Regions from separate parts of the Mus musculus genome. Here region 1 is linked to region 2. Evidence: chromatin contacts called from ENCODE Hi-C data. All regions are on one chromosome and are shown on one strand. Each heading gives the region's core, a stretch centred on a gene start or an enhancer-like site at or near the end of the contact. The rest is flanking DNA. Distances are from core to core; before and after follow the strand shown. Region 1 holds the start of Smc2os (structural maintenance of chromosomes 2, opposite strand). Region 2 holds the start of Zfp189 (zinc finger protein 189).

The links. Hi-C counts contacts between places; a loop is a spot of excess contacts on that map.
Region 1: a map of T-helper 1 cell shows a loop between it and region 2 (6-fold over the local background). The contact joins the promoter of Smc2os here to the promoter of Zfp189 in region 2. A Hi-C loop is called at or near these places in 2 of 37 maps with a recorded cell type or tissue (T-helper 1 cell and T-helper 17 cell).

What each region holds. Positions count from the first base shown.
Region 1 is chr4:52,437,390-52,440,481 of GRCm38, reverse strand. Smc2os (structural maintenance of chromosomes 2, opposite strand) reads left to right here and starts at 1,518. Exons shown (of 2, transcript NR_045175.1): 1 at 1,518-1,830. It overlaps Smc2 (structural maintenance of chromosomes 2), which reads right to left and starts at 1,261. Exons shown (of 25, transcript NM_001301412.1): 1 at 1,072-1,261; 2 at 59-281. The coding sequence starts at 226.
Region 2 is chr4:49,519,294-49,522,712 of GRCm38, reverse strand. Zfp189 (zinc finger protein 189) reads right to left here and starts at 1,537. Exons shown (of 3, transcript NM_145547.3): 1 at 1,118-1,537; 2 at 231-315. The coding sequence starts at 1,150. Mrpl50 (mitochondrial ribosomal protein L50) reads left to right here and starts at 1,630. Exons shown (of 2, transcript NM_178603.4): 1 at 1,630-1,751. The coding sequence starts at 1,660.

The sequences.
Region 1 (3,092 bases), core at 269-2,768, 2.9 Mb before region 2:
CTCCACAGATTAACAGATTCTCTTGCCAACACATAAGTCAGAAAAGCTGACACTTTACCTGGGACAGGTTGGAGATGCCTAGGAGAAAGCATATGGAGTCCAATATGTTGGATTTTCCACTACCATTTAAACCAGTGATCGCATTGAAGAGGGGGTCAAAACCATTGACTTCAGTCCTCTGTGCATAGGACTTGAATCCTTCGAGAATGATTGATTTAACATACATTTTCTAAACTGTCTTGGGTTAGTAAGCCTGTTAGGCAACAAGCTACAAGTCACGTCTGTATAAAACAGAAATAAGATCATTTATGTAGAATGTTAAAAACCCTCAAATCATAGTAAATACGACAGGATACACAATAACGTAAAGTAAAAAAAAAAAAAAAAAAAAAGAAAAGAAAAGAAAAGAAAAAATACACCTGCCAAACTACTTTTTCTCCTAAAAACAGCTGGCTCAGATTTTAAAACATCCAACCGTTAGCCAATGCCGGTAAGTTAAACCATTTAACCTAAAAATCATCTTTATCATTACTGTCCACTTTCCTAGGTTCGTGTTGCACTACAATACTGTAGTTAACAGAGACTACTAATTATTTCCCATTTCATTATCCTTGCCACAGACGACACTGGACTGAATACTCTTTACTGCACACCACTTAGCATACATCTTACAGGAGTCCTTCATGGATCTCCCTAATAGCACGCACACCCATCCTCTCCTTCCTTTTTCCTCCACAGCAGTAAAAGATGACATCAGTCGGCACCGTCTTTCCAACTCATTCTCGGTCCCGTTGTGCTTTTTTGCCTACATACGACCTTAACTCTGTTTACACTCGACTCTCAGAACCCGGGTAGTTAGTGAACCTTAAGGGCGAAGTGAATCCATTCTACTGCCTCGTTTTAAAATTCCGTGTTCTCTCGCTTGCCCAAGCCTTTCTCGATTCACCTTACGGATGAACAACAGTCAACATCTCTAATTCTCGCTTCAAGTCCCTCCTTGAGAATCTTGCCCACCCCTGTGCCTCATCTCCCGCCTGGACACCAGGCCGGGCCAAGAGCAGCACTACGCACCCGCCACAAAGCGGCTGGCCAGGGGAACCAGCAAAGTTCCAACCCGACGCGAAAGTGGACAGTGAGGCCACCCGACCTGTACTCAGGCGCTACCGGGCGAACGCCACCATCCCGGGCACCGCATCCGCTGCAGCCAACAACCGTGCCGGAACTGTTCCTTTGAATTTCGGCGCGAGCAAAGGACCCCAACTCCGAGGCGTCTGCGCTCTGTTGGTGCCTAGTATCTGCCTGACTGAAGCGCTTCCTCTTTTGCCCTAAGGAAAAACACAGAAACGACATAGCGACAATAAATAATAGTTTTAATATTGGAAGGTAGGAGACTATACCGTTTTGAACATGGAAAGCGAAAATGAAGATAGGTCGTGCTGACATCGCGTCAGGCATGCTCTGGGCAGCACCTCTTCCAGGTCTGGGCCTCGCGCGTTGCCGGCCCCGCCCTCTTTCTGGCCCTTTCAGGCTATCGGTCGGAGCCTTGGCTTCTGTCCGCAGGCTCCGCCCCCTCCCGGTCTACGCTCTTTGCTGCGGGGCGCGGCCGGGGCGGGCCGGGGCGGGGGCGGGCCGGGGGTCCCGGGACCCTTCGAGGATATTACAGGGTGGAAACCAACACTAGTGAGAAAAGTCCTCTGAGGCTTCATTTTCTACTAATTGAAGAGAAAGGCACTGGCTTTGAAAACACAAACCAAAACCAGTTCCAGTTTCCGGAGGGGACTGTAGGCCTGCAGTATGTGGAGTTTGGTGGAAGATGCTAGGCAAACGGCTGTAAGATTTTTTTTTTTTTTTTTATGCCGAAAACCTGTTTAATGATAAGCAGTGGCTGACGTACCGGTTCACGAAATGTTGCTGAAGCTTCTTAATAACAGTTTGTATTTACAGAGTTCTGTAGATCGGGTAGCTGTGTTTCAAAGGCTGTCAAGAATTTCCTCAACAAACGTGGAACCCTAGTGTTTCCTTTTGTACAGACGAGTTTATTGAATCACTGGGTTAAACGACTTATAAGTGAAGAGAGATTTTTGTTCCAGGCTGCCTAACTACAGAGTGTGTACTCCTAAACTTATTATCTACAACTGCTAATTTTACATTGCTAGTTAGAGCTGATCCCCATCAACTATGTAATTTAAAAAAAAAATGGTGTTGGGATTATTTATATTTAAGCATCAATACTAAGAGAAGGGCTTAGCTTTGTTTTTTTTATTGAAAATTTATTTTTTTTCCTACCGTATATTCCGATTAGTTTTCTCCGCCCCAACCTCTCCTAGAACCTCCTCCATTTCCACACTCACCCAAATCCACACATTTTCTTTTCTCTTTCTCATAAGAATATAAACAGACATCTAAAATGATGATGATAAAATAAGATTTTAAAAACAGAAGGACCAAATAAACAGGAGGGGGAAAAAAGCCAAAGAAAGAGCATTAGAGACACAATGAGACACATTCACACAGAGATATACACACAAAACATAAAAACAAAAGCAGAAACCATAATACATAATAAACAAAAGATTTTTAATATTAAATGGAAATGTTCAGACAAAGCAGTGTGAGACAAAAACCCTCTAAAAATACCATTAAGTTCGTTTTATGTTGGCCATCTATTGCTAGGCATCGGGAGGGACTACCCTTAAATATGGTTTGTACACCCAGACATCACTGGAAAAATGATTTGCTCTGCAGCAGTTATCAATTGGATATAGCTTCTGGGTTAGGATGGAGGATTGTTTCTATTTTCCCTCTCAATACTGGCTTAGAACTGCAGGTCCTGTGCATGCTGAAATTTACAGTGGTAGACAGGGAGGAAAGTGAAGATCGCCTTCCTGAACCTGAGAACTTCCTAGGCAAGCATTGGCAGCAGGTTCTCAAGTAAAAAGTGCCAGACTGCCTGGCAGTGGTGGCGCGCGCCTTTAATCCCAGCACTTGGGAGGCAGAGGCAGGCGGATTTTTGAGTTCGAGGCCATCCTGGTCTACAGAGTGAGTTCCAGGACAGCCAGGGCTATACAGAGAAACCCTGCCTCGAAAAACAA
Region 2 (3,419 bases), core at 288-2,787:
ACCGGGAAGGAAAGTACAGAGCCAACAGAGCCGTCTGGGAATGAGATTCTGAAGCTGCCAAAGCCAGCCTTTGCTAACAAGGAAGCGAGGGAGACCAGAGTTGTAGAAAGATCCGAATCAGAAGGTTGGGACAAAATAGTGCTGGTGTCAGTTACACTGCTTGACGCATTCTGGGTTTAAGTGTTAGTACCTTATTAGATATTTTAGTTAGAAAAAGCGTGCATTCTTACCCAGCGAGACCAGCTTTCCGTAGCTGTCCATCATGACATCTTTATACAGGCTTCTCGGAGCTGGATCCAGATAACCCCACTCCTCCTGAGTAAGAAACATAGCCATAGCCTCAAATGTCAGCCACTGCTGGAATTGTTTTCTCTCTGTAGTCAGTTCCAGTGGTCTCTCCACTGAAAGTGGGAGAAGTTATTGTCACTTTACCATGCTCCCATTCACTAGGAGGAACACGGTAAGTAAGAGTTCCAAAAGGTGCTCAATTCATGGCACCTCACACTGAAAAGGATCTGGACTGGTCTAGATCCACGCCTTCCAAACTGAAGGTCTTCTCTGCTTTCGTTATTACACACTAATACCACGACTGTTTTTAGTTAACAGCCTTAAGACCACCCCAACGTTCCCTGGCCTCACTGTTCGCCCCAAGCTTCTACCCACACCAGCTTGGGACCCAATTCGACGCAGTTCCATTAGGTTTTCTAAACACTCACCTTGAGTTCAGACATTGTGCTAGCTGCAGAGGACAGACGAGATTTAAAAAAAAAAAAGAAGAAAAGAAAGAAAAAAGTGCCTCACCTGAGAAACTCATAAATGAGATCTAACTTGGAGCAGTCTTAATTTTCCCCAGCCGATTTATCAAGTTACTCTTGAAAAAAAGAAAAAAAGAAAGAAAGGAAAAAAGAAAAAGGGGCCTTGGGGAGTTTGTAAGTGAACTAAAAGCACCTTGCAGCAAGGGGTATGTCCCGCAGCAAGGGGTACACAGGAGTTGACTGGGGTCCTTTCTTAAGAGTTGTAGAAATGGCCAGGAGGGGGACAGGGGAAGAGGTGATGGCGCGGCCTTGCTGTCTTGGGAGTGGCGAAATAACGGAGATCTCTTGAAAGGGCAACTCACCTTTGGCTCCAGCGGTGGGCTTGGGGACGCCATCGCCTCGTTCAGGAATAGCAGCCACACGACATTGGGGCTCTGATGAGGCCTAGATGGCTGTTGGAAATAAGGCTCGGCGAGAAGGGGCTCACCGGATGGGTCTGGTGTGGTCCTGCCTCTGTCTCGGAGCGGTCAAGTTCCTAGGGGCATATCAGACGTTCTGTCTGGCTGTCCTCCAACCCCAAACCCAGTCCTCTGTCCCGCTGCCTAGCCTTAGGGTCTCCCTGTAATATCTCCTCCTTGTTGCCAATTCCTCCGCCTCAAAGTCAAGCTGCACTACTACCGACCACCCCCGGACCAGAAGGCGTTACCCGGAGCCTTCGCGGAACCGCTCCAACTACAACTCCCAACATGCCCAGGGAGCGAGCCACCGCCTTCTTCCGTAAATGGCAAGCGAACTACATTTCCCGGAATGCATAGGTCTGGGCAACGTCAGGGGCCGCTGAAGTAAGCTCTCATCTGATTGGCTGAGTCGGGCACGTCTGGCGCTCTTGGGTTGCTTGTCGAGAATGGCGGCGCTGATCGTGTCTCGGTTAGCAAGAAGAGGCTGGCTGTGGAAGCTTCCCTTGGCAACACGTAGAGAATTTTGGTCTCGATCCAGGTAAATCTGAGTGTTTCTCAATGGTCTAAGTTCCACGTAAGTAATCAGAAGCGGAGGGGACGAGTTCAGAGGGTTAAGATGGGACCCTGGTCCTGAGCCTTCAGGAGTTAGCGTGGAGTAGGGATCCGAGCTAAAAGCTTACGTTTCTGCGATTGGCAGGACCGCTTCTAACGGCAACACGGTGCGCTTTCCCAGATTTCACTGATGCATACAACAAATAGTTTCTAAATGCCTTCCGTGTCTCTAAGTGTGTACCCAGCAGTACTCTCTTTCCCACGCTTTAGTTCCACACGGGAGGGAACTGAGGCCCACTGAAGAGAAGCACGCACATGGTGGATCCAGAAGCCCCGTGACTTAACTGCTTATCCACAGTTTTCCTCACTGCATCCTGTGGGATCTATGTATATTACTTAGATAATATTTAGGGCCTGAAAATTTAACCGCTGGGACCTCAGAGAACAACGAACGTATTAAGTTAGAAGTTTGAATCCTCACCCCATGTATTAACTCTAACCTTTCCCTGGTTAGTGTCAGATGTCCCAAGTTCATTTCTTTTTTTTTTCACTCAACAGATATTTTAGTGTTTACTATATGATAAATATTAAAGATAAAGTGGTTAATTAGACCAAATCTTTGTCCTCATAGGAGAAGGGGGGCAGTTGGTGATAAACTGTTCATTTTTCAGGTAACCGTTCTTTAAGGTGTAAATGGATGTAGTGATGTATATTCACATAGAGGAGAGATTTCAGCAGTCAGGCCAATCCCACCTTTTTACATCCCTTTTTGCGTTCTGTTTGTTTGTTTTGTTTATTGTCAATCATCATAGCTCTGTGTTAGAATTTTAAATCTTGAAGCATAATTTCTTCCATGTTTTTCTTGCTCATGATTGCTGCAGCTATTCGTAATTTAAGATTGCTCTTTATGTCTTTGGGAAAAGCCATTCGATTTTTTTGAGTTAAGTATTTAAGTAGTGCAGACATGGAACAGTCATTGAACATGGACTGTCTCTTCATTTATATGTGTGTTTTCTGTTTCTTTCATGGATGGTTTAGAGTTTTAGAGTATAGATCTTTAACCTGCTTGGTTATTTTTTCCTAAATATTTTTTTCCTGCTGTTATAAACAAACCAGATTTCTTGATCATTTGGGGGGGGGTGATTTATTATTTCTCTAGAGAAACCACTGATTTTATTGAGGATTTATTTTATTTATGTCCATATGTGTATGTATAAATATATGTGTGCTGATACTCTCGGAGGACAGAAGAGGGCGTCAGATCCCCTGAGTTTGGTGTTACAAGAGATTGTGAGCTAGCAGCCTGAGGTGGGTGCTGAGGACTGCACTCTGGAAGAGCAGCGAGTTCTCTTAACTTCTGAGCTCAAAGCTCTCCAGCCCTCGACTTCTGACTCTTTATTAAATGTCTCTGATTGCTATTGACTGGCGGAGGCTTTGTATTCTTTCTTGGTTTAGGGTTATATGTACCTGGGATCTTTAACTGCTTCTTTTAGGTTCTGCAGCCTGTAAAGCTCCTTCTTGTAACTTTTTATTTGTGAAACATCTCTTGTATCGCCGTATATTTCTGATTTTAATTACATGAGGTTTTGAGGTTTTCTGTATTAGCCCTTAGTTTTGTTGGTTTCTTTTTATGAGATTTGTGTCTGCTCTGCTC